Regions from separate parts of the Homo sapiens genome. Here all the other regions are linked to region 1. Evidence: chromatin contacts called from ENCODE Hi-C or POLR2A ChIA-PET data. All regions are on one chromosome and are shown on one strand. The core of a region is the stretch at or near the end of the contact, and the rest is flanking DNA. Distances in the headings are between cores, read along the strand shown.

Region 1 (3,734 bases), core at 1-2,500:
GGCAATACTGGTGGTGCTGTAGGCTTTGCGGTGGCAATCGGTGCCATCGGGGATATCCCAGTACTGACGAAAAACCTTCGGCGCCATAGCCCGCAATCTCGATCCCGCACCACGGACCCCGCCAGCTCGGGAAGCGCAAGGGCAGCCGCGGCTGGCTATCGCGAGACTTCTCGGGCTGCGCGCGCAACCTTTCGGGCTAGCGGGCCGGCAACAAGTGAGCAACTTTATTGATAGGCGCGGACATGGACATGGATCGCGCGCACGCGCCGGGGACCGGCCTGGAGGAAGAGAGTAGCACGTGCATCCCCAGGCCGATTCCTAGAGGGTGAAACTGAGGACGACTGCGATCAGTGCAGACAGATTTCGCTAGTCCCAGCTCAGGGAGTCCTAGGTTAGGGACTACTAGAGGCGGGGACTATCTACTAGGGGAGGGGCCGGGCTCAGACTGGGACGGGCGGGACTCCAGTTGATAGGAGCAAGACATGACGAAACAATGACTGGGGGGCGGGGCATGGCGGGGATGTGGCCACACCCAGTGTCAGAATCTGCATAGCGAGTGGTCATGCCCTGTGGTCAGTCACCAAGCTGGAGTCTGAGCAGCGTGCTACTGTTTTGGGCCGTGGACAGGATCAGGGGCGGGGATTATCGGGAAAGTGACCAATGACAATACGAGAAGCTCAGCGGGACGTGGCCTCTGTTCACCCCGCGGCTGTCCCACGCCCTAGGCCGGATGAAGTACACAGGCGCTTGACTTGGGGGCGTGGCTAGAATTGGAGGCATAACCTAAAAGGGACTTGACCAATCTGAGACTGTATAAGGGATGAAGGGGCGAGGCCGTGCCTGGATCTACCCCTGACAGGCCACAGGTTCGGGGGGCGTGGTCAGGCTTGCTGTTTCGCGGAGTCCGGGCCAATCCTGGTGTTAGCTTCCAAGTAGGGAGGGGACAGTATCGAAGGTGTGACCAATCTTGTTTCCAGAGCCTGAGTTGCGCGAGCCGCCAAAGGATGTGGCCAGCCTGGGGGCGTGGCTGTCAAGATCTTGTCCAATCCTAGAGTGAGCCCAAACTCAGGGGCGGAGTTTCATGATCCCGGAACCGGTGGTAGTGTTTGGGTTTGAGGAGAGCACGACCCAGCCCTCTGGGGTGGGGTCTAGCGGGGTCAGCGACCAATCGCGCCGAGGTCTAGTGGGGCGGGGCCCTCCCGGGGGCGGGGCCTGTGCCAGTTCCGGGCCGCCTGGGGGCGTGGCCGGGCCTGTACAGCAGCCTGGGCCATGTCGGCGCCGCCGGCCCTGCAGATCCGGGAGGCAAACGCACACCTGGCAGCCGTGCACCGGCGCGCAGCGGAGCTGGAGGCGCGGCTGGACGCGGCGGAGCGCACGGTGCACGCCCAAGCCGAGCGCCTGGCCCTCCACGACCAGCAGCTGCGCGCCGCCCTAGACGAACTGGGTCGCGCCAAGGACCGGTGAGGCCCGGGGCCGGCCAGGTGGACTTCACCGAGGCGGTAGGCGGAGGCAGAGCCGAGGCTGGAAAGCGAGGAAGGGCAGGGGGAACCGTGTGCACTTGTATAGACGCTAGACTGAGTATCGGATTGATAAAAACACCAAAAAACTCGAATTAGTAATCAGTATGTAAAGTTGCGAGAAGTGACACAGGTGTGGACCTCTAACTTCAAACAGGCCCACTTTCCCACAGGTGCTGAGCGACGCAGGGACCACAGACCGCCCAGCGTAGGCATTGGGAGCCATAGCAGGCTCTTCAGCAGGGGAGGAGGGGATCATATCAGCATTTTAACTTTTAAAATTTATTATTATTTTTTTGAGACGGAGTTTCGCTCTTGTCGCCTAGGCTGGAGTGCAGTGGCGTGATCTCAGCTCACTGCAACCTCCACCTCCCAGATTCAAGCGATTCTCCTGCCTCAGCCTCCCGTGTAGCTGGGATTACAGGCGCCCGCCACCACGCCCGGTCGATTTTTTGTATTTCTAGTAGAGACTGGTTTTCGTCACGTTGTGCAGGCTGGTCTCTAACTCCTGACCTCAGGTGATCCGCCCGCCTCAGCCTCCTAAAAGTGCTGGGATTACAGGGGTGAGCCACCGCACCCGGCCTAAATTTATTATTTTTGAGGCAGGGCCTCACTCCTATGCCCAGGCTGGAGTGCACCTCGACCTCCGGAGCTCAGGTGATTCTCCCACCTCAGTCTCCCAAGCAGCTGGGACTACAGGCGTCCACCACCACGCATGGCTTATTTTTTGTATTTTTTTGTAGAGACAGTTTTGCCCTGTTGCCCAGTTTGGTCTTGAACTCCTGGGCTCAAGCAGTCCTCCCACCTCACCCTTCCAAAGTGCTGGGATTACAGGCTAAGCCACCATGCCTATCTATTATTTTTGAGAGAGGGTCTTGCTCTGTTGCCCAGGCTGGAATGCAGTGGTGCGATCTCGACTCACTGCAGTCTCACCCTCCCTCCTCAGCCTCTCAAGTAGCTGGGATTACAGGCGTGCGACAGCACACCTGGCTGATTTAAAAAAAAAAATCCTTTAGAAATGGGGTCAGACTATGTTGCCTAGGCTGGCCTTGAACTCCTGGGCTCAAGTGATCCTCCTGCCTCAGCCTCCCGAAGTGCTGGGATTATAGGCACGAGCCACCATGCTGGCCCATATCAGCATTGTTGAAGAGTCCCTCTGACAGCTGAGGATGAAAGAGATGAGACAGGCACCCAGGGAGGTGGGAGGAGCTGGGTCCCAGGTGGGAACTATTACTTCAGAGCTAATTGGACATATTCATTTTTACCGAGCACCTGCTCTGTGCCAGGCACTCATTCATTCGTCTTCATTGAGCACCTACTGTGTGTCAGGCATTCTGCTGAGTACTGGAGCACATCAGTAAGACTTAGCCTTGCCCATTGGGTATCCACAGTCCAGTGGAGAGACAGACATGTCACTGGGCAGTTACATCATTGGTGGCCAGCGGCCATGATGGAGGGGCATATGGGGCTCTGAGGGATCTCAGAGTGAAGGCTTCCCAGAGGAAGAGCCTACTAAGAATAGGTGGGAAAAGATAATGGAAAGGAACGAACTGCAGGAAGAGTGAGGGGACGAAATGAGGGTTCTCATAAGAAAATGCCATAAACTGGCTGGGTGGTGGCTCACGCCTGTAATCCCAGCACTTTGGAAGGCTGAGGCAGGCAGATCACCTGAGGTCAGGAGTTCGAGACCAGCCTGGCCAACATGGCGAAACCCTGTCTCTACTAAAAATACAAAAAAATTAGCTGGGTGTGGTGGCACACGCCTGTAGTCCCAGCTACTCGGGAGGTTGAGGCACGAGAATCGCTTGAACCCAGGAGGCGGAAGTTGCAGTGAGCCGAAATTGTGCCACTGCACTCCAGCCTGGGCAACAGAGAGAGACTCTGTCTCAAACAAACAAAAAAACAAAATGCCATAAATTAAGTGGCTTAAACAAGAGGTTTGTTTCTCAGCGTTCTGGAGGCTGGACGTCCGAGAGCAGGGTGCCAGCATGGTCAGGTTATGGGAGGGCCCTCTTCCGGGCTTGCAGATTTCTGGCTTCTCTCTGTGTCCTCACAGGGCAGAGAGAGCCAGGGAGTTCTTTTGTATCTCTTCATATAAGCACACTAATCCCATCATAGAGACCCCCACCCTGACAACCTCATCTAACCCTAATCACCTCCAAAAAGCTCCATCTCTAAATACCCTTCTGCTATGGTTAGACTTTGTGTTTCCACCCA
Region 2 (3,734 bases), core at 562-3,061, 1.0 Mb before region 1:
CCTCTTGGCCTGATCTTTTTTTTTTTTTTTTTTTTTTTTTGAGACTGAGTTTTGCTTTTGTTGCCCAGGCTGGAGTGCAATGGCGCGATCTTGGCTCACCACAACCTCTGCCTCCTGGGTTCAAGCGATTCTCCTGCCTCAGCCTCCCGAGTAGCTGGGATTACAGACATGTGCCACCACGCCAGGCTAATTTTGTGTTTTTAGTAGAAACGGGGTTTCTCCATGTTAGTCAGGCTGGTCTCGAACTCCTGACCTCAGGTGATCTGCCTGCCTCGGCCTCCCAAAGTGCTGGGATTACAGGTGTGAGCCAACGCGCCCGGCCCTTGGCCTGATCATTGTAAAGCCTGCTTCCACTTTCCCATCTCCTTTGACTTTGACCTTTTGTATCCCTTTTTCACTTATTAGGACCTTTTAAGGACATTGTGCCCACCTGGATCACCCAGGAGACGCTCCCCAACTCAAAATCATTAACTGAATCACACCTGCAAAGTTGCAAAGTCCTTTTAGCTGTGTAAGGCACTGTATTCACAGATCCTGGGGGCGAGGACGTGGGGGTCTAGAGACGCATATCTTCGGGGGCCATGATCTGTCTCCTATATTAGGGACATAGCAGAAGTCCCACTGACCAGATAGAGGAGACTTAATAGAGTGACGAAGAAACTGTAAAAAGCTAAGTGGGAACTCAACATTTTTCTGCTCACAGCTCTCAAGGGAAAGACCAAAGTCCTCCCCGGTGGCCTTCAAGGTATTATATATCACCCCTCTGACCTCAACTCCCCCTCCCCTTTGCTCAGTGGGCCCCAACCACACCAGCCCCTTCCTGCTCCCTGGACACCTCTAAGCCTTTTCCGGCCTCTGGGTTTGACTTTCCCTCCTAGACCCATCTGTCCTTGGAGTCTCATCTCCGATTCCAGCTCAAATGTCATCTTCTCTGAGAGGCCCACCGCAGTGGCCCCAGTGAGAGAGTATCCTCTCTCCCCGCCTCCCACCACATGGCTGCTGGTCACTCTCCTATAAGGAATCATCTGAAATTATCTGCTTTAGTTATTCATTTCTTGCCTGTCTCCCCCAGATAGGAATTTTCCCTCCCTGAGACCACCAACTGGGTCTGCCATGTACACCGCTGGGTTCTGCAGCTCTGAGCAACCTGTCCGGCTGCTTTGTAGGTGCCCAGCACAGGTCACTCCTGTGCCCGCCAGGACTGGTCAGAGTGGAACAGACAGGGCGGAGGGGGCAGGGCAGCCCTGCCCGCCTGGACAGCCTGGAGAAGGCGGGAAAACGAGGCGGGAAAAGACAGCAAACAAGCCCTGCGGGTGGGTAGAGTGGGGAGCCCTGGCAGGCCCTGACGCCAGGCAGTGGGGCTTGGGGCGATCGGGCGAGCCATCAGGGTGCAGGTGGTCTCCTAGGGGCCCCCCACATTCCCTCGCAGTATTTACACATTGATTCCGGCCTTCTTAGACCTACTGGTCAATGCGTGCGAGTGGGGGGCTGCGAACGGACTTGGACTTAAGAGTTCAGGGGGTCTGTACCCTGGGGGTCCCCAAGGCTCCTGGGGTGTCCACGTGCGGGGGGTGACCAGGCCCTGCCACGCAGCCCCTTTGCACGCTGGGCGCGCCCAGCAGAGCGCGCAGGGCTGGGCGGAGCCGTGGCCCACTAGGCGGAGGCGCCGTGGACAGAGGCGGGGGCGCCCCCCACCCTCTTTCTCGCTTCCCGCCACTGCGTCGGCCAATCAGGAGGCAGGCGCCCGCCCCCGGCACGGCCTCCTGCGGCCCCGCAACTCCCAAATGCCGAGTTTTCGCGGGAAAAAAATCAGAGCAGCTGGCAGCGCGGCGGGCAGCGTTTGCCGAGCGGGCGCTCCGGGTCGCACGCAAGTCCGCGCGGGGTCCGGGCCACGCACGCGGTTTCATCGCCATCCCCAGCCGGGCCACGCGCGCAGGCAGACAAGCTGTTCGCGGCGACCGGAGAGGTGAGCGGGCGGGCCGGGTCGGGGTGCCAGCCCGGGCCGGGCGCACGGGGCTCGGGAACTTTGCAAAACTTTCCCGCGCGGCCAGCCCGGGCGCACGCATGTCCCGCACTCTGTCCCGGGATCCAGGGCCTCCCCTTCCACCTAACCCTCGGGAATCGTTCCCCGGCACACATCCGGCTGGAGCCGGGACCAGCGCTGCGTCCCCGGAGCCCGGCGGGGGGTCGAGCGCGCCGGGTGGGGGAGGGCCTGGCGAGCCGCCGGGGAGGATGTCAGGCTCCGCGCCTGCGCGCGGGGCGCCCCGCGATTCAATTGTCGCGCCCGAGCCCGATTTCGCGCGCCCTGAGTTCCCCGGGAGCATCTGGGCCAATGGGGAGCGAGCGGGGCGGGGCGGCCGGGTGCTGCGGAGCCAATAAGAGGCGGCTCAAGTGAAGGGGGGCGGGACTTGACGAGCGGGGGCCCCCTCTGTAGTCCCGGCGGCGGGGGTGGGCGTGGGCTCGCTGGCGCGACCCGCGCGGGCCAGTGGGAGTGCGGGAGGGACGCCGAGGGTCCAGGGTTTGGAGGGGCGCGAGCTGCCGGGGGTTGGAGGTCGAGGTGAGTCGCGGGGCGCGCGCGCTCGCGGGTGGCCGGGACGGGGCGGCCGGTTACCATGGCCACCGCGGGGCGGGCCCGGTCGCGCACGCGCGCGGGGGGGGCCGGCAAGGAGGGGGGGCGTGGGCACCGAGGGGTCCCGGGGTCCGCGGATCTCGGGTGGGGTTTTTCCCTCTCAGTGGCACTTGGTTGAGTTCCCCCGGGACTTCTGAAGTTCCGGCCCGCGCTGGACTTCTGGGATTCCCTCTTCCGTAAATAGGAATCCGAGGAATGAATGAATCAATGAATGAATGAATAAACGAACCAACTCGGCCACTTGGCCCGGGCCTCCTTTCTCCTCTGGTCGTGGGGAAGGAGGGATGGGTTGGACCTTCTGCTTTTCTTTCAATTCCCTCTTTTCATTCTCCTTCCTCCTCAATCTTCAACACTTGGCTAGTCGTTAATGCCTTAAGTGCTTAATTTGTTGTGTCTGGTCCTGGCCAGGGTCTGGCTGTACAGGAGGACTGGAAGGGCATCCTGGGAGTTTCCTGGTGTCCACAGGCCGGACAAAAGCAACCCCGACTCCTTAGAGCATGGCATGGCTCAGAGGTGCTGGTAAAACTGATGGGGGTTTTTGCTGTCCCTCCCCTCAGCGCCGACACCATGTGGATCCAGGTTCGGACCATGGACGGGAGGCAGACCCACACGGTGGACTCGCTGTCCAGGCTGACCAAGGTGGAGGAGCTGAGGCGGAAGATCCAGGAGCTGTTCCACGTGGAGCCAGGCCTGCAGAGGCTGTTCTACAGGGGCAAACAGGTACACCCGCCGCCAGCACCTTTGTTCTATGCCTGGTCCAGGCCTCGCGCCTCTGCAGCCACCAGCCGATACTTTCTCCCTCCCACCTCCCCCCCCAACAACCTCGTCCGGTCCCACTTCATCTCTCCCGGAAGGAGAAGTCCACAGAAACCTCAAATGCCTGCGAGAGGAAGGAACAAAGGGAGGACTCACAGATTGACACGCTGGGCTGGCGGCTGGCCCTCGAATCTATAGGGTCTGGGCTTTTAAACTTCTTTTTTCAAAGCTCCGCCTCAAAATAATGGCTAGAGAAAGAAGTTTTGGAGGTGGCCGATGGAAGGCTGAGGAATTTTCGAGAAAGGGCCCAGGACCATCTGGTAGCTAGGACGGAGGGGACCAGGTTTTC
Region 3 (3,734 bases), core at 713-3,212, 940 kb before region 1:
CTCAGCCTCCCAAAGTGCTGCGATTCCAGGCATGACCTGAAATTAAATCTCAACTCCATGTGGAATATATGAATATGGTCCCATAAGAATTTAAAACACCCAGAGCTTCTTAAATTCTCCTTTGACTTCTCTTTTTACCAGTGTGCAGCTTTCCTTCTCTCCCCAAGGATTAAGTTCGTTTCTTCAGTTTAGGAGTACCTTTTTCTGTGCATTGACAAGCTTGTGTGCTCTTAACCTCATGATACCGGTTTCTGTGTGTGTTTCCATATTTATTTTATTGAGTACAGGATTCTGGACCACTGTCCCTAGCTCAGCGGTTGGGAGATATTTCATGTTTGCAAACAGATCGGCCTTCTCTTTTTTCTTTTCTTTCCTTTTTTGAGACAGAGTCTCACCCTGTTGCCCAGGCTGAAGTGCAGTGATCTCGACTCACTGCAACCTCCGCCTCAGCCTCTGGAGTAGCTGGGATTACAGGCATGCGCCACCATGCCTGGCTAATTTTGTATTTGTTAATAGAGACAGGTTTTTGCCATGTTGGCCAGGCTGGTCTCGAACTCTGGACCTCAGGTGTTCCACCCGACTCGACCTCCCAAAGTGCTGGGATTACAGGTGTGAGTCGCCCGAGCCACAGCACCGGGCCTGGCCTCCTTTTCAATTGCTACATAGTAAGTATTCCAGAGTACTGATTGCTATTAAGTTACTTCTCTAATCCCCCACTGATGGATAGTTAGTGCAAAACATTGGAAACAGTTGCAGACAGCCCTGCCGCCGGCATTCTTGAATTGTGTAAGCTCCAGACCTTTTTTCTGGGTACATCACCTCCAGGAAGAACTGCTGGCTGGGTTATCGGGTGGTGGATGCACTTAGAATGTTATTAGAAAATGTCAAATTGCCCAATTTACACTCCTGCCACTCCAAATGGGGGCATGCCTCACACCCCTGCGTGGTCCAGTACACAATGAATGCTCATTTTGTGAAGTCACAGGGTCAAATCTTTCTCCGTGCCTCATCCCACTTAATCCTTGCAACATTCTCAAGAGGCGGGTAGACGGGGTGTGGCCACTACCATCATATCCATTGCACAGTTGGAAACAGACTCAGCGAGGTTACTTTGCTGGAGGTCAACCACAGTGAGGCATGGGGCCCGGCTTAGCTTTGAATCCAGGTCAGAAAGCACCAAAGCTCATTCTCTCCCATACATTTTAGGGAACTCGGGGAGAGGGACCCTAACTATTCCGAAGGCCTTGCCCCTTGGCAAAGGTTTGTTGATTGTGATGGGAATAGACCTACGGTGGCGGGGTGGAGGCTCTTGCTGCTTTACCCTATGTTCTCGGTTCTCCTCCTTTGCAAAACGGATCGCTATGTCTCCTTGCTTGGCACTTTGCAAATTGGGGAACGCTAAGCCCACATTCCGGCCACGGGTTTCGAACCTCCAGCCTGCACGTTCCCGGCCGGTGCTGATGCTGTGCTGGGTCTCACGTACTCAGCCGCCGCCTGATAACCAGGGCGGGGCCCGGAGCTTGCGGGCAGTGATTGGCACCTGCCCCAGCCTGTCCGCGCCTCGGGCTGGCCCCTCAAGCCAATACTGGCTCCTCTCTGTGCGGTCGTCGGGCGGGCCCTGAGGCTCCCTTGTCAATCCAAGGCCCAGCTGCCGTCGGGTTGGTCGCGGCAGCCTTGGCTGGCGTGCGCCCCCTCCAATGAGAACAGAGCCGGTCAGCGGGCACGTGGGTGGGCGCCGGCGTGTCCCCGCCGGTCTGCCAATGAAGAGGCGAGGCCGGCGTTTGTCCCCGCCCAATCGCGGCGCGCGGTGGGCGGGCCGTGCGGTGTTGATGGGCCCGGCGGAGGGGAGGGGCGGAGCTGTCAGCTCCGGCCAATGGGCGCTCGGGCGTGGATCCGGCAGCCAATGGCAGTCGGGGCGGAGCTGGCGCGCGGCCTTATAAGCCCCCCCGCGAGCGCTTGCGGAGGGCTCGGTCGCCAGCAACCGAGCGGGGCCCGGCCCGAGCGGGGCCTGGGGGTGCGACGCCGAGGGCGGGGGAGAGCGCGCCGCTGCTCCCGGACCGGGCCGCGCACGCCGCCTCAGGTGAGCCCACGGGGAGGCCGCCCGGCCGTGTCCGAGCGCGGACCCCGCCGCCATGGCCGCCCCCGCGTCGCGGCTCGGGGCTGCGGGCGCGCCCGGGACTCGAGGCCCAGGCCTCGGGCGCGGCCTGCTCGGGCCGGGCCTCGCGCTTTGTCCGGGCCGGCGGGGCGGTTGGGGCGTTAACCGCCCGGCCCGGGGGCGCCCGCTGGTTTTCGGGCGGGGGCGGCGGGGCCGGACAATGGCGGGGCGCGCCCAGGGGCGGGAGCGGGGGCCCCTTCCCGGGCCGGGGGCGCGCGGGGGCTGGGCACAGACGGCCCCGGCGCCCCGCACAAAAGATGACAGCGTGGGTGGCCCCGGCCGGGCCCTTTTATCACCCGGGACAAGCCTCGGCCTATTATTATTATTATTTTTGAAAGAAAGCAAGAAAAAGGAAAAAGACCCCAGCCCCTGGGTAACCCCCGCCTGCGTTTCTGGCCCTTTGGGCGCCAGGGGGGCTAAGGGGAAGCCCCCCAGCTGGACACCCAGGGATGCCCCCTAAATGCCTATCATTGCTCCTGCACTGCCCCCACCTCCGGTCAACCTGCTATGCCTTGGTAGCTTCCAAACTTGCCCCCCTGTACGTACCCGAAACCCCCACCCCGCCATAAGCATATGCAATCTGGATTTTAGAAAAAAATCATCTTGCTATGCAACGGCAGCCTCCACGAGTCTCTCCGTCCCTCCCCCTTCCAGCCTGATCGCCATCTCGAACGAAGCCCCTGCTCTAGAGAAATGAATTGAGGAGTTGCTTCCGCCGAGACCCCTTTTCTGTGTCCCCCGTGGACATCCCCCTGGGAGCTGGGGACGGACTCGCTCTGAAATCTGCTTGACCTGGGGTCTGCCAGGGCCCAGGTCTGCGCTCAGTGGTGGCCATGACAATCAGGCAGGACGGGGGACTCTGTCCACCTGGGCACGGTGGAAGGTTTTAAGGGGCATGTTTTCCGCCCCTGGGGGCAGTGGAGGCATGGACTGCTTTTGGGTGCATCCCATCTGTTTGCTTGGGGGAGGATGCTTCTGTTTTAATAATTTACCAGCACCCTGTGAGGAAGTGTTCCCCGAGTTGTGAAACTAGTGAGAAGGTGGTTCAGCTCCGTGGAGCCTAGTGATCCTGTCATATGTGAAGAGCGTCTTTTTCCATGTGTTTCTGGCTGGGGCGTGTATTCAGCAAGTTCCTTTGGGTCCCACCGGGTGCCTGCACTGTCTTGGGATCTCTGGATACTGGACTGAATTCAAGGGATCGGTGCCCTGCCCCAGTCCTCTGCCTCAATGGCCATTTATCAGAATGTCCCCGGGCTGGAGAATGCTCCTAAAAACAGCACCAGTCCTAAAGCAGGCTCATTAGACGACTCCTATGGGCTTTTATCACTGCCGTTATGGGAGCTAATGACTCCCCTAATTCTCCAATAATAGCTTCCTTATGAGCCACCAGGAGGGTTTGTCAACACACGGGGTCAGCCTTCTCCTGCAGCCCCTGCTGAAGCAGTGGGCATCCTCTCTCCGCTTTGCAGTTTATGTTTTGAAACCCTGAAGGTCGGAGCGTAAAGCCGTGGTAGAGTCAACTTCTGTCTGAGCCGAGGATTTCTGGGACTTGCCAGCCTCGTCTCCGTGTGTCTGATTG
Region 4 (3,734 bases), core at 948-3,447, 830 kb after region 1:
AATTGTTATTCATTCTCACAACAACCCTCTGTATCCGGGTCTTCTGCCCTGAGACACCAACACCCGCGGAGTCCCTCTCTCCTTCCTTCCAACAATCAGAAGACTTGAAGGCAAAACTAAAAAGTAAGTGGCTTTCTCTCTCTGCTTCTCATCCCACCTGATCAGCCCAGGTGCGTGTGGGCATCACACCAGGGAAACGCAGACGAAGGATCTGAGCGAGCCCCCGGTCCCCAACTCACTGCAGATCCTTGGTGTTGATGAGGAACAGGACCAGGAAACTGCTACTGTTTTTCTGGAGAGGGCAGTCCTGGAAATCCCGGGTCTGGGGGGTGGGCAGGAGGGAGTGAGTCTTGGTTACTCCTCTCCTGGTCCAGCTCCACCCTGTCTCCCTCCCTGTCCACCCACGGGATCTTCCTGCTCCTGCCTCTGACAAAGAACAGGGGCCCTTGGGTTACAGATGCAGAGGACAGACCCTACCCCCTCCCTCCAGCCCCTTCTCCCGTCTTCCCCATGCCCTCCACTCACTGAATAGGAGCGAACTCTGCCAGACCGAACCCGGCTGAGACTGAACCCCACCTGGTGGGTGGAAAAAAAAAGGGGAGGGTGTGAGGGACAGTAGAGACCTCCCAGCTATCCCTTTCAGTAGCAATAGAAACCTAACCTCACATTTACTGAACACCTAACATGTGCTAGATCCCACACGCTCTTTTTCTTTTTTAGAGTTGGGGTGGTGGGTGGACCTCATTCTGTTTCTCAAGCTGGAATACAGTGGCAGGATCATAGCTCACTACAGCCTCGAACTCCCAGGTTCAAACGATCCTCTCACCTCGGCCTCCCGACTGGCTGGGACTACAGGCACACCTCACCACGCCCGGCTAATTTTAAAAACTTTTTGTAGAGACGGGGTTCTCACTATGTTGCCCAGGCTGGTCTTGAACTCCTGGCCTCAGGCAATCCTCCCACCTTGGCCTCCCAAAGTGCTAGGACTACAAAGCCTGAGCCACCGCGCCCCGCCTGTCCCCCAAGTCTTAAGAAAAGTGCCTAGCACATCCTGTGTAAGACATCATTACTCCCAGGTACAGATGACGAAACAGGCTCAGAGAGATGACGGGACTTGTACAAGATCACATGGGTAGCGGCAGAGCTGGGAACCCAGAACCGGGGGATTGCACCGTGCTCTCCTCCAGCAAACTCCTCAAGGTCCCTCACCAGCAGGGACTTCTCTTCTGCCTCCCGGAGGCCCAGCCGCAGGACGCTCAACTCCACCTCCAGAGAGCCATTGGTGTAGAAACCGAAGCTGTTCAGCTGGATGTCCGCTCGCTTCTCCCCCTGCCGGAGACCAAGGAGGCAGAGGCAGTTCAGACCTCTTTCCGCCTGCCCAGCCCCAGGGGTCTGGCACGAGGACCTCCAGAAGGGCCTCCTGGTACCCCTCTATTTAGGACAGGCCCAGAGGATGACAAGAGAAAGTTGAGAGGGACTTCCTCCCTGCAGGGGAAGGGTGGTCCTGCATTCTCCGACCTCTGTTCTGAGAACCCAGGAACAGAGATCCTGCGGCACCTGGAAGTCTCCCCACTGGGGTGAGCACCGCCCGGAGAACAGTTATTCACCTCGGCGTGCCTGACCTTCACCTTCCCGAAGAACTTTTACATTCCAGTTGAGCTCCCAGCAATATTTCAACAGAACCCCCCAAATCCCATTAAGTGCCCAGAGGACCCCACTCTATAGCCCCCCAGGACCCCGCTGTGCGGCTCCAGGGTCTCTAGCGCCCCAAAAGTGATTCCAAGAATTTAAAGGACTAAGACCCAGTTGGGGGGAAGGGGGGTGTAGTCCCCAAGAGATGGAGCCTCGCCCCCGAAGGGAGGGGGCCGACCCCAGCGAGGCGGACCCGGCAACTCCATCCGGAGGACCGAAGGGGATCCCGGGACGAGACCACTCCGGGCCCGGAAACGGGGGGCGCCGGACCACTCCACCGCCTCGGGGACGGGGGAGGGCGGACGAGACCACTCCAAGCCAGGGGGCTTCTCCGAGACAAAGTTGCGCCACCGACCCCAGACCCTCGCGCGGCGGGCCTCACCGTCAGCGCCAGCTGGTGGATGCGCCCGGAGCAGCCACCCAGCAGCAGCACCAGAAGTAGCCGCTGCCCCCACTCCGCGGGGCTCCCGCGGCCGAGCCCCCTCCTCTCGCTCACTGCCATCTCTGGAGCCACCTCCTCCCCGACTCCGCCTCTGGCGCCCAAGCCCGCCCACCGATGAGCCAATCGCCGCACGGCGGGGCCCGGCCTTTCGGAGTTTCCAGTCCGCCAACCAATCAGCAATTGCCTCTCCGCAAGCCCGCCTGCTTGCGTCACCGACGGACAGCACCGGTTCCGAATGGGAGAGCCGATAACGCTTAACCCCCAGCTCACTCTCACCAATCGCTATAAAGATTGTCCGGATGTGATTTAATGAGCAGTTTATCTAACCAATTGTCATGGATCTGATATCCGGCCCTTAAAGCGGAATTTCTCCACCCACTCTTAACTGTCCGGGACTACATTACCCAGAATGCAGCGGGAGCAGACAAGGGCCACAAAGCATTAAATAAACTACCTTTCCCAGTATCCCCAAGGACGGACTTCCTCTTCTTGAGCCAGGGATGTGGCTCCCAGCCAGAGCTGAGGCTTTTGGTAAACACACGCATCTGTTCAGGCCTGACCTGTTTTCCTAATCTTCCTGGTCCACAGAGAGGCCTAAAGCTGGCCTCAGGTTAAAGTTTGACCCTAGGATGACCTATGACCCCAGGCTGAGACCCCAGCCTTAGGCTAAGCCTTTTATTCCAGAGTGAGGCAATTGGAGCCCCACCCCCAGATTCCAGGCTAGACCGGACTCCGGGCTGAACTCTGACCCCAGGTGAACTCCCTCTCTGCAAGTTGAGTCCTAACTTCAGCCTGAAACTCTGACACCCCCTCGTCCCCCACACCACACACTGAGGCTTAATCTCTGGTTTAGGCCACCGATCTGGACTAGCCCTGACTCCAGATTGGACCTGACCCCTTACCGGGTTGCTAATCCTTCTGGTTAAGCCTCTGGCCTCTATCCCCTATCCCCACGGTGGTGCTGACCTGGACTGAACCCCAATTCCAGTTTGAGTCTCTGAGCAGAGGTGAACTCAGAACTTTGCTAGGCTGAGCCCCCATTTGAGACTAGCCACAGAACTCACTGGGTTCAATTGCCCAACTGCAATCAGACATTTTCTAGCTCAGAAGCCACCAGCAGGTGGGGCCAGGTCTCAGCAGAGACATCAGTCCCAGTGTGGGCTCCCAAGGCTCTCCTCCTGGGCTCAGCTGTATCTCTCTGTTCTGGGAGCCTGGGTGCTCTGTGTAAGGGGAACGTATACCCAAGGGCCCCCCTGCAAGACGCCCAGCCTTGTCTGAGGCTGCAGAGAAAGCGCCAAAGCCCGGAGAGAATGGGAGTGGGAATCCCCAGTGCCTCCTCTCCTCTTTCATTCCAGCACCTCAAAGGGATTTACAAGGTGTGAACAGACTTTTATGGGAGAGGTGACAGACTTCCCTTCTCCAGGGCCCAGATGGCCCAGATGTCTGGGGGAGGGGCGGAGTCGGAATCTCAGGGGCAGTACTGAGAATGAAACCAGGTTAAACTGGAAAATGGGCAGATGCAGGCGCGAACTGGAAGGCAGCTGGGGAAAGGCCTGGGCCTGGCGCCCCAAGGACGGCCTGTCTTCAGTTTCCCAGCGGA
Region 5 (3,734 bases), core at 736-3,235, 780 kb before region 1:
GGGGAGGAGTGGCCTCGCCACCAGGCAGGCTAGTGAGCCCTGGTGGTGGGGTTTCCGCTGTGACACCTTCCCTCCACCCAAAAAGAGTGCTAGCAGGGCCTCAGCTGGCTGCCCTCGGGGGCCTGGGTGCATCCTGGGCCCCATCTGTACCATGGTCCCTGCTCTGTCCTGAAGCCCCTCACCCGCTTCCCTCCCTCAGGCCAGGCAGGTGAGGGGCGTGCCAAGGTCCCTGTGGAGTGTAGTCCCCATGGCAGGGACAGAGCCCCAAGGAATGGCCCACAGCAAGGACAGAGCCCCGAGGAATGGCTGCGGGGTGTGCCGCCGTCTTTCAGGGTGTCCTTCCTAGCCTTGGGCATCTCCCTCTAACAGGGTCCCCTGTGTGTCTGCCCGGGCTTCACTGAGCCTGGGAGCCGACAGGGAGAGGGCTGGAAACTTGTTCTTGTGAGTTTGAGAATCCAGGGCACCAGCAGGTGCGGGCTATGCGTGGAGTGCGTTGAGGCTGCCGCCATTGTCATTCACTGCTGTCTCCAGACAGGGGATGGGGTGGCACTCATCAGCCGGGCACCTGAGGCTCAAATTATGTCCCACTTTGTCTCCCATGCCTGGTCCCTCCGGGAGACAGAACCAGGCAGCCAACCAGGGAGGGCTGTGGGGAAGCGGGACTTGGGGCCATCCCTGTCCTTGGAGGAGGAGGGAGAGAGCCCTACAGTGTGGCCCTTGGTGAGAGGACAGCCCCCGGGAGGCCTAGGGGACGATGGTGGCCTCAGCTCCCCACCCAGCCTTGCCTCCCGAGCAGAACCAGGGCCTGGGGCGGTCACACCAGCCGCCCCTCAGCTCCCAGGAGGCCCCGTTGGTCGGGGGAGGATGCCAGCCCCTTAGAGAGGCGGGGACTCCCCAGGGACCCTCTGAGCAGGCACCTGTGGTCTCGTGAGGACAGCCCGGCTCTGTGTCTCTGGCCCCACAGCCCTGGCTGGAGTCCCCTGTGCACAGAGCTGCCTGTTGTGTGTGAGGACAGCCCAGCTCTGTGTCCCTGGCCCCACAGCCCCGGCTGGAGTCTCCTGTGTGCGGAGCTACCTGTTGTGTGTGAGGACAGCCCGGCTCTGTGTCCCTGGCCCCCACAGCCCCGGCTGGAGTCCCCTGTGTGCGGAGCTGCCTGTTGTGTGTGAGGGGTGGGTGGGGGTGCCGGCTGGGGACTCTGATGAGTGTTTCCTCCTCGCCTCCTTCCCCAATTCCTCATGTGTGCACTGAGTGGCCCTGCAGCTGGAGGCCGTGAGGCTGTGTCCTGGCATCTTCCTCCCTCTCCTGAGACCATCGATGCCCCAGGTGGGGCCCTCCTGGGCCAGATCCCACGCCAGCCCCTGCCCTTGAAGTTGAACCCGGCTTGGGAAGCCGGCCCAGCAGTGGGGGGCCTGAGTCCCAGTCCCCGGTGAGGCTGGATGGGCACCGCAGCCTGCAGTCCTGAGTGAGGCTGGGCAGGCGCTATCATGGACGAAGGAATATTGGATTTCCTTAGGGGAACAAAGCTGTTTGTCCTCAAGTGCCTTTTACACACGCAGGACAGTGGCTTTCCTGACAGGCGCTCGGGGTGAGGCGTGCGGCCTCTGCAGCCTCCCCGGGCTGCTCCAGCTTCCAGCCCTGGTGAAGCTTCCGGCCCCTCCCCTCTGCATCTCCACGCCTCTGCTCCCAGCCTCCCAGGGAGGGGGTGCCTCCCCTCTGGCATCGGCAGGGAAAAAGTATTTCTTCCCACGCCAGCCTGTCTGCTGTGTCCAGTGTTTACCTCCCCTGGCCAGATAACAGCTGAGGGGCCAGATAACAGTGGAGGCGGGGGGCGGGGGGGGGGGTCATATAACAGCGGGGGGCCCGGATACCAGCGGAGGGGAAGACTGCGCTCCCTGCAAGGCCAGACAGGACCTGGGGGTGTTCCAGGCTCCCCTGCCGGGGTGGAGGTCAGGGAGGAGCCCGGCCAGTGCCCCCAGTGCCCCAGAATGCTCAGGACTAGCAGGGGTGGGGGCCAGGGCAGTGGCGGGGGCTGCCTTCACCTTATGGCTGCTCGCCTGTCCTTCTTGAGAAACAGGTGGGCGTGTGCCTGCCAAGGACACCGTGGGCGGTCCCCCAAGCCTGCAGATGGAGCTGGGTAGGGTGTGGGGAGGAGAGCTGGAGCAGGGAGGGCAGGGCCGCCTCCACTCCTGGGGGAGGCTGTGGGCTGGGGGCCCCTTGTGGGAGTGTGTGGGGCAGTGTGGCTTCCTCCTGGCTGCAGGGTCTGTTGGGGGAGGGTCCTCACTTGACCCTTACTGGGGTCAGTGTGGGTCAAGGGTTAAGTGTCACCCTCGGCCCTTGGGAGCCTCATTGCTGAGGGTCTCAGCGCTTACCACTGGTCCTGGCATCACGGACTGTGGAGCTGGGGGCAGCCCGTGGTGGGTTTTATAGCAAGTGGTGAGATGTGGGCGCTGTGCTCCAAACCAGACCCCGTTAAGTGCCACATGGTCAACAGTTTAGTGTGCAGAAATGAATTTCCTTCTCTTAATTTTTCCTTATTTTTCCAGCCTGTTGGGGGAGGTGGAGGTGGTGAAATGTTAGCAGTGACCAGTTCATCCTGATCTGCTTGGGACCTTCCAGTTTTAGCACTGAAAGCCCCACAGCCCAAGAATCCCTTGGATATCAACCACGGTTCCTCCTTCCAGAATGTCCCAAGAGCCTTAGGGCCTGGAGACACACAGGTGGGGGCCTGAGCCCCTGTCCCCCTCCTCCAGATGGAGCAGGCAGGGCCCCAGGGCCCCAGGGCTCACGGTGTTCTGGGGTCCACAGTGTGCTGTGCGGCCAGGCTGGTCTTCCTCGAGGACAGGGCTCCAAGTTGCCGTGCCACAACTTACCCTGAGTGCGGCGGCCCTCAGAGGGATTGCCCCGGCACGAGCTTCCCACAGCCCGACACAGAGCGCCGCTGGGCTCACATGGAGCTGTGTGCAGGGACAGGCCCTCCTGGGCACTCCAGGACAGAAACCTTTCCCAGCATCTAGAGGCCCCTGCATCCCTCAGCTCGAGTCCCTTCCTCTCCCTTCACAGGCACAGCGCAGCCTCTTCCAGTCTCTCTCTGACTCTCACCCTCCCGCCTCATCTTGTGAGGGCCTTGTGAGGACATCGGGCCTCTTGGATCATCTAGGATCACCTCCCATTTCACTCAGTCCCACCCACAGAGTCCCCTCTGCCAGAGTCCCCCATGTCCCTCTGTCATGTCCCACATCCACATGTCCAGGAGAGTTGGGACCCGCACGCTTCTGGGGGCTGTGATTCAGCCAGCCAGGCTGCTCATCCCAGTTTTATTTTATTTACTGCAAACCCGTCCTGGCCCCAAAGTAAAATGCCACCAAACACATGAGTCAACTGTCCCCTCCCTGTCACCTGTCAGGAAATCTCCCCATTGCTGGCCCCGGGGAGTTCCACGCGGAAGGGTGTCGGGCCCCACAGGCCCATCTGACGCTTCCTGGTTCGCTCATGTGACCGCCAGGTTGGGGTTCGTTGATTAAGATTTTGTGCGTTGTTCAAGGTTTTACTTTCGTCAAAAGCAAAACCTTAACGTTTCTACATCAACAGTAGAAATGTACGTAATTCGGATACACGAGAACACAAAAAGTGCTTCTCCCCCACCTCCACCGGGAAAGTGCCATTTGGTACGGCCCACCCAGGTGGGAGCCCAGAAGACAGAGCAGCCTCCCCTGGCTGGGTTTGGTGACGCGTCT
Region 6 (3,734 bases), core at 887-3,386, 550 kb after region 1:
AGGATCAGAACAGCTTGGAATGGAGGTGGTCTAGCAAGATCAGGGGCTCCAGAAACCTAGGAGGAGGTTTGCAGTAGGGCTGTGGGGGGACCCCTGACTCACTGGGGTCAGAGAGGTGGAACTGGGAAATACTGGGGGGGCTTCTCTGTTCTGTAAATGAATGAAGGAATCCAGGGGTAATTGTAGGGGTCTCTATGCCATGGGGGATTGAGAGGCAATATCCACAACCCAGATGCTGCTATGAGGGGATCTCTGTCCCACAGGGGACCCAGGAACAGCATAGGGTATCTTTGCCCCATAGAAAAATCTAAGGGTAATTATCGGGGTTCTGCCCCAGTAGGGAAAGGAGGTGGGATGGGCTGGCTGGGCCTCGAACCACCTAGCTAGGGGGTGAGGAGTGCTCCTGAAATAGCCTATGAGTCATCGGGGAGAAGCGGCCCTCCCCCTCTCCTCCTAGCGCTGCCAGTTCTAACCCCACTGATGTCTCTAGGGCCCCCACAGCCCTATCCCTTGGGGCCTGCAGGCAGGTCGCCCGACCTTACCATCCTGGTTCCGGTCAAGACTGTGAAACATGAGCAGCAGACGCTGTTCCCGCTCCTGCAGATAGCGGGAAAATTCCTCCAGGTCGAGCCCGCCATCTGGGTCAGCATCACCCTCAGAGGAGATACCCTGACAGAGGGAAAGGGGATAGAGGTGGCTCCAGGAACCTGCTCCTGATCTGGAGGGGACGCATGTCACCTTATGCCTTAGGAACCCAGAGCCCCCAGCGCCTTGAGGAAGGGGATAGAAGACGTCACCCCACTTCTCCCTCAGTCAGCTAACTTCTCAGCCAGATCCCTACAGCCACCACAGGTCTGTGCGGTGGGTGTGAGTGGTCTAGTTTTCCTGGTGAGCAAACTGAGGCTCTGCAAGGTCAAGTCACCAGTTCAAGGTCACAGAACCAGGAAATGGTAACCTCAGTTCTCATCTGTAAAGCCTGTCCTTCCAGCTGTCTCTTGTTTTTAGTTTTTGTTATTTTTTTAGGTATCTCATTCCTGTTGAACCCAGCTGCCTCTTAAAAAACCCTGTCCACATGGGGGACCCAGGGGTTCCCTTTGGAGGAAGCCCTGGGCGATGTGGGGCAGGAGAGAACCAAGCGGAGTGGCTGAGGCCTTGGTTTTTCCCATTTGGGAAGTGGGAGGTTGGACTGCTCTCAGGGTTGCTGTGGTTCTCTTAGAGCGATCTGGGGCTACAGGTGTGGGAAGGACCTGCAAAGTGGAGGTGGGGGCAGCGGGAGGAAAGTCTTGTTATAGGTGCATTCCCAGCTGCGGGTGACCGCAGACAGGATTGGGTCCCTGGCTGGGGCAGCCCGGGACAGTGAGCCAGGCCCGTGAACGGCCCATGAAAGGGCAGGCCAGGGAATGTAAACACAGGGATCGGGGCAGCTGCAGGCCAGGGCAGTAGGTGCCCAGAGGATGGAGGGTGTGTCTCCTGGAGGTGAGAGCAGGGCACGTCATGGGCTGTGCAGTCTGGAGGAGGGTGTGTCCCGGGCAGTGGGCAGGAAAGCGCCCCCATCTCTTCCCAGGCAGACGCCCCCTGCCCCGCAGCAGGGGGATCGGGTGTTGGCCGCGGAACTGCAGGCTTGGGGCCTCGGCGTCCCTGTCTTGAGCGATCCCGTTAGGCCAAACACGAGTGGGTAGGGGGAACGAGACAGAGACACAGGTTCTGGAGTCCAGCCACAGGTAGTCCCTGGTGGCTCCGGCCGCCCAGTTCAGGGGCTTGGGTAACCGGGAGCGGGCGGGGCCGGGAGGGGAGGAGGTCCCTGGGGGTGGGGGTACCTGTTGGGCGCCGGGGTCTGGGTTGCCCCCGCCCAGCCTGGCCAGCCCCTGGCGCAACTCGTGCACGTCCACGCGGCCATCCTTGTTACTGTCCAGCTCCTCGAACAGGCGACCCCAGCGCTGCCGCCGCTCCGCGTCGCCCGGGCTCCCCCGCATGGCGCCCGCCCGGGGGGGAGGGGAGGCCCGGCAGCGGCGGCCTCAGTGGGGGCTTCGCGGCTCCCCCTCCCCCCCCGGGACCCCGCAGGGTCAGCTCCCGCGGCCGCCGGCTCCGCAGCCTCCGCGCAGTCCGCTCGGCTCTGGCACTTGCGGGAGGTGGTGACGGCTAGCCGTCGCCGCCCGCGCCAGAACTTGCGTCTCCTCCCCCGACCTGCATTGGGGGGAGGGGACCGAGGGCGGAGCTGGGGGCGTGGGGAGGGAATGTCTGGGATGGTCTGGTATTGCACAGCCGAGGAACACCAGAGTTCCTTCTGGGAAGACGGGCTAGGGAGCTCAGTGGTCTCAGGTCTGGTTTCAGAGTTCCGCCTCTGCGTGCCTCAGTTTACCCTTTCCCCCTTTGCCCAAGGGGGCAAGGTAGAGCGCTGTCGGGGATTGGGTTTCATAATCCCCTTCCACTTGACCTCCCCGCCACACCCACTAATCTTCAGGAACTCAAGTTCTCGCTTTTCCCAGACGCACGCAAGAACCGTGCACCATCTCGCTCGCTCTCTGCCCGCCCGCGCCTTACACCTTCCCCGCTCGGCCGCAGAAACAGAAGATCCAGGAGCGATGCTCTCCCACTGTCCCTTCTTCCCGCCCGCGCGCTTCCTTTCTCGGTTCCCACTCTGACTGGGAAACAGAAAATCAACGCGCGGCGCGGCTGCAAAGTCGGTTTCCTATTGGTCAGCGCCTCCTGGGCTGAGCCCGCCCGCCCCGCCTCTTCTCCCACCTAGGCGGGGCCTCCCCGCAGACCCCCGACTGCCTCCAGCCCGCAGTCCCACCGCCTGCCAGGAGATCTTAAAGGGGCCGCGGCCGCAATCAGACGCTGAGCGGCGTGGGGAGGGGGTGGCTCAGTGACCCGGGCGCGGGGTTGAGGATCCCAGTGGTCGAGCGCTGGAGGCAGGGCCCCAGCCTGTCGCACTCGCTGCACCTGCGGAATGTCCCTACTGCTAGTTTCGGGCGCAGTTTCTCGATCCACCATTAGGGGGAAGGGAGCCCAGACCACTTGACAGCGAATACTCGATAACAAATCTCACTTTGATTCAGTGCTTTGCACATGCCAGGGCTTTTACTCACCTCTCGAGTCGTCTTTGCCAAAACCCTATAAGGTAGGTGGTACTGGCGTTCGCACTTTGCAGATAAGGAAGCGGAGGTTAAGTCATTCTCCCCAGTCCTGATGACCACTAAGGGGCAAAACAGGGTTTAAAGAGATCTGGGATCCTTAACCATCACTCTATACCCTAGAAAGAATTAATTATCTTTTTTTTTTTTTTTTTTTTGAAACGGAGTTTCGCTGTTGTTGCTCAGGCTGGAGTGCAATGGCGCGATCTCGGCTCACTGCAACCTCCGCCTCCCGGATTCAAACGATTCTTTTGCCTCAGCCTCCCGAGTAGCTGGGATTACAGGCGCCCGCCACCAAACCCAGCTAATTTTTGTATTTTTAGTGGAGACGGGGTTTCACCATGTTGGCCAGGCTGGTCTCGAACTCCTGACCTCGTGATCCGCCCGCCTCAGCCTCCCAAAGTGCTGGGATTATAGGCGTGAGCCATCGCACGCAGCAGTGAGTTTTTTTTTTTTTTTTTTTTTTTTTTTTTTTTTTTTTTTTTTTTTTTTGAGATGGAGTTTCGCTCTTATTGCCCAGGCTGGAGTGCAATGGCACGATCTCAGCTCACCACAACCTCCGCCTCCCGGGTTCAAGCAATGCTCCCGCCTCAGCCTCCC

The links. A loop is a pair of places that touch in the nucleus more often than their neighbours do. ChIA-PET counts read pairs that join two places held with the same protein, here RNA polymerase II (POLR2A). Pooled maps may share reads with other maps.
Region 2: a pooled map shows a loop between it and region 1 (11-fold over the local background). The contact joins the promoter of UHRF1 here to the promoter of VMAC in region 1. A Hi-C loop is called at or near these places in 7 of 50 pooled maps. POLR2A ChIA-PET finds 5 or more read pairs at or near these places in 2 of 52 experiments (A673 and activated CD4-positive, alpha-beta memory T cell).
Region 3: a map of B cell shows a loop between it and region 1 (16-fold over the local background). The contact joins the promoter of KDM4B here to the promoter of VMAC in region 1. A Hi-C loop is called at or near these places in 2 of 168 maps with a recorded cell type or tissue (B cell and naive thymus-derived CD4-positive, alpha-beta T cell), 4 of 37 single-sample maps with no recorded cell type and 11 of 50 pooled maps.
Region 4: a loop to region 1 is called in a map of ascending aorta, with 4 times the contacts of the local background. The contact joins the promoter of GPR108 here to the promoter of VMAC in region 1. A Hi-C loop is called at or near these places in 5 of 168 maps with a recorded cell type or tissue (ascending aorta, breast epithelium, gastrocnemius medialis and 1 more), 6 of 37 single-sample maps with no recorded cell type and 17 of 50 pooled maps. POLR2A ChIA-PET finds 5 or more read pairs at or near these places in 1 of 52 experiments (H1).
Region 5: a loop to region 1 is called in a pooled map, with 25 times the contacts of the local background. The contact joins the enhancer-like site here to the promoter of VMAC in region 1. A Hi-C loop is called at or near these places in 2 of 37 single-sample maps with no recorded cell type and 6 of 50 pooled maps.
Region 6: a loop to region 1 is called in a map of B cell, with 25 times the contacts of the local background. The contact joins the promoter of SLC25A23 here to the promoter of VMAC in region 1. A Hi-C loop is called at or near these places in 2 of 168 maps with a recorded cell type or tissue (B cell and CD8-positive, alpha-beta T cell), 1 of 37 single-sample maps with no recorded cell type and 12 of 50 pooled maps. POLR2A ChIA-PET finds 5 or more read pairs at or near these places in 4 of 52 experiments (B cell, CD4-positive, alpha-beta T cell, H1 and 1 more).

The regions. Positions count from the first base shown.
Region 1 is chr19:5,903,622-5,907,355 of GRCh38, forward strand. It overlaps VMAC (vimentin type intermediate filament associated coiled-coil protein), which reads left to right and starts at 1,251. Exons shown (of 2, transcript NM_001017921.4): 1 at 1,251-1,460. The coding sequence starts at 1,270. It overlaps NDUFA11 (NADH:ubiquinone oxidoreductase subunit A11), which reads right to left and starts at 169. Exons shown (of 4, transcript NM_175614.5): 1 at 1-169. The coding sequence starts at 87. RefSeq lists enhancers at 1-247, 57-351, 925-1,044 and a silencer at 1,085-1,434.
Region 2 is chr19:4,907,690-4,911,423 of GRCh38, forward strand. UHRF1 (ubiquitin like with PHD and ring finger domains 1) reads left to right here and starts at 1,812. Exons shown (of 17, transcript NM_001048201.3): 1 at 1,812-1,966; 2 at 3,187-3,349. The coding sequence starts at 3,197. It also overlaps a transcript of ARRDC5 not described here. RefSeq lists an enhancer at 845-1,751 and silencers at 1,571-1,650, 2,151-2,670.
Region 3 is chr19:4,967,151-4,970,884 of GRCh38, forward strand. It overlaps KDM4B (lysine demethylase 4B), which reads left to right and starts at 1,963. Exons shown (of 23, transcript NM_015015.3): 1 at 1,963-2,080. RefSeq lists silencers at 1,427-1,526, 1,837-2,136 and an enhancer at 3,403-3,452.
Region 4 is chr19:6,735,383-6,739,116 of GRCh38, forward strand. GPR108 (G protein-coupled receptor 108) reads right to left here and starts at 2,198. Exons shown (of 18, transcript NM_001080452.2): 1 at 2,075-2,198; 2 at 1,210-1,329; 3 at 526-576; 4 at 240-322. The coding sequence starts at 2,194. MIR6791 (microRNA 6791) reads right to left here and starts at 1,396; the gene lies at 1,330-1,396. RefSeq lists enhancers at 1-549, 1,073-1,222, 2,663-2,722, 2,855-3,623, 3,703-3,734 and silencers at 1,013-1,167, 1,533-1,694, 1,843-2,012, 2,113-2,172.
Region 5 is chr19:5,127,031-5,130,764 of GRCh38, forward strand. The region is part of intron 11 of KDM4B (lysine demethylase 4B); the gene reads left to right. Among named protein-coding and RNA genes, the nearest start is that of PTPRS-AS1, 49 kb to the right of the region's middle. RefSeq lists enhancers at 1-468, 1,544-2,079, 2,080-2,617, 2,618-3,154, 3,155-3,691 and 3 more and silencers at 1,598-1,762, 2,006-2,055, 2,086-2,135. Within about 2 kb of position 1,986, at least 18 of the 41 ENCODE cell types and tissues checked have a DNase peak (open chromatin) inside an H3K27ac peak, as active enhancers do.
Region 6 is chr19:6,457,656-6,461,389 of GRCh38, forward strand. SLC25A23 (solute carrier family 25 member 23) reads right to left here and starts at 2,137. Exons shown (of 10, transcript NM_024103.3): 1 at 1,818-2,137; 2 at 543-669. The coding sequence starts at 1,973. RefSeq lists silencers at 1,889-1,948, 1,999-2,138, 2,649-2,828.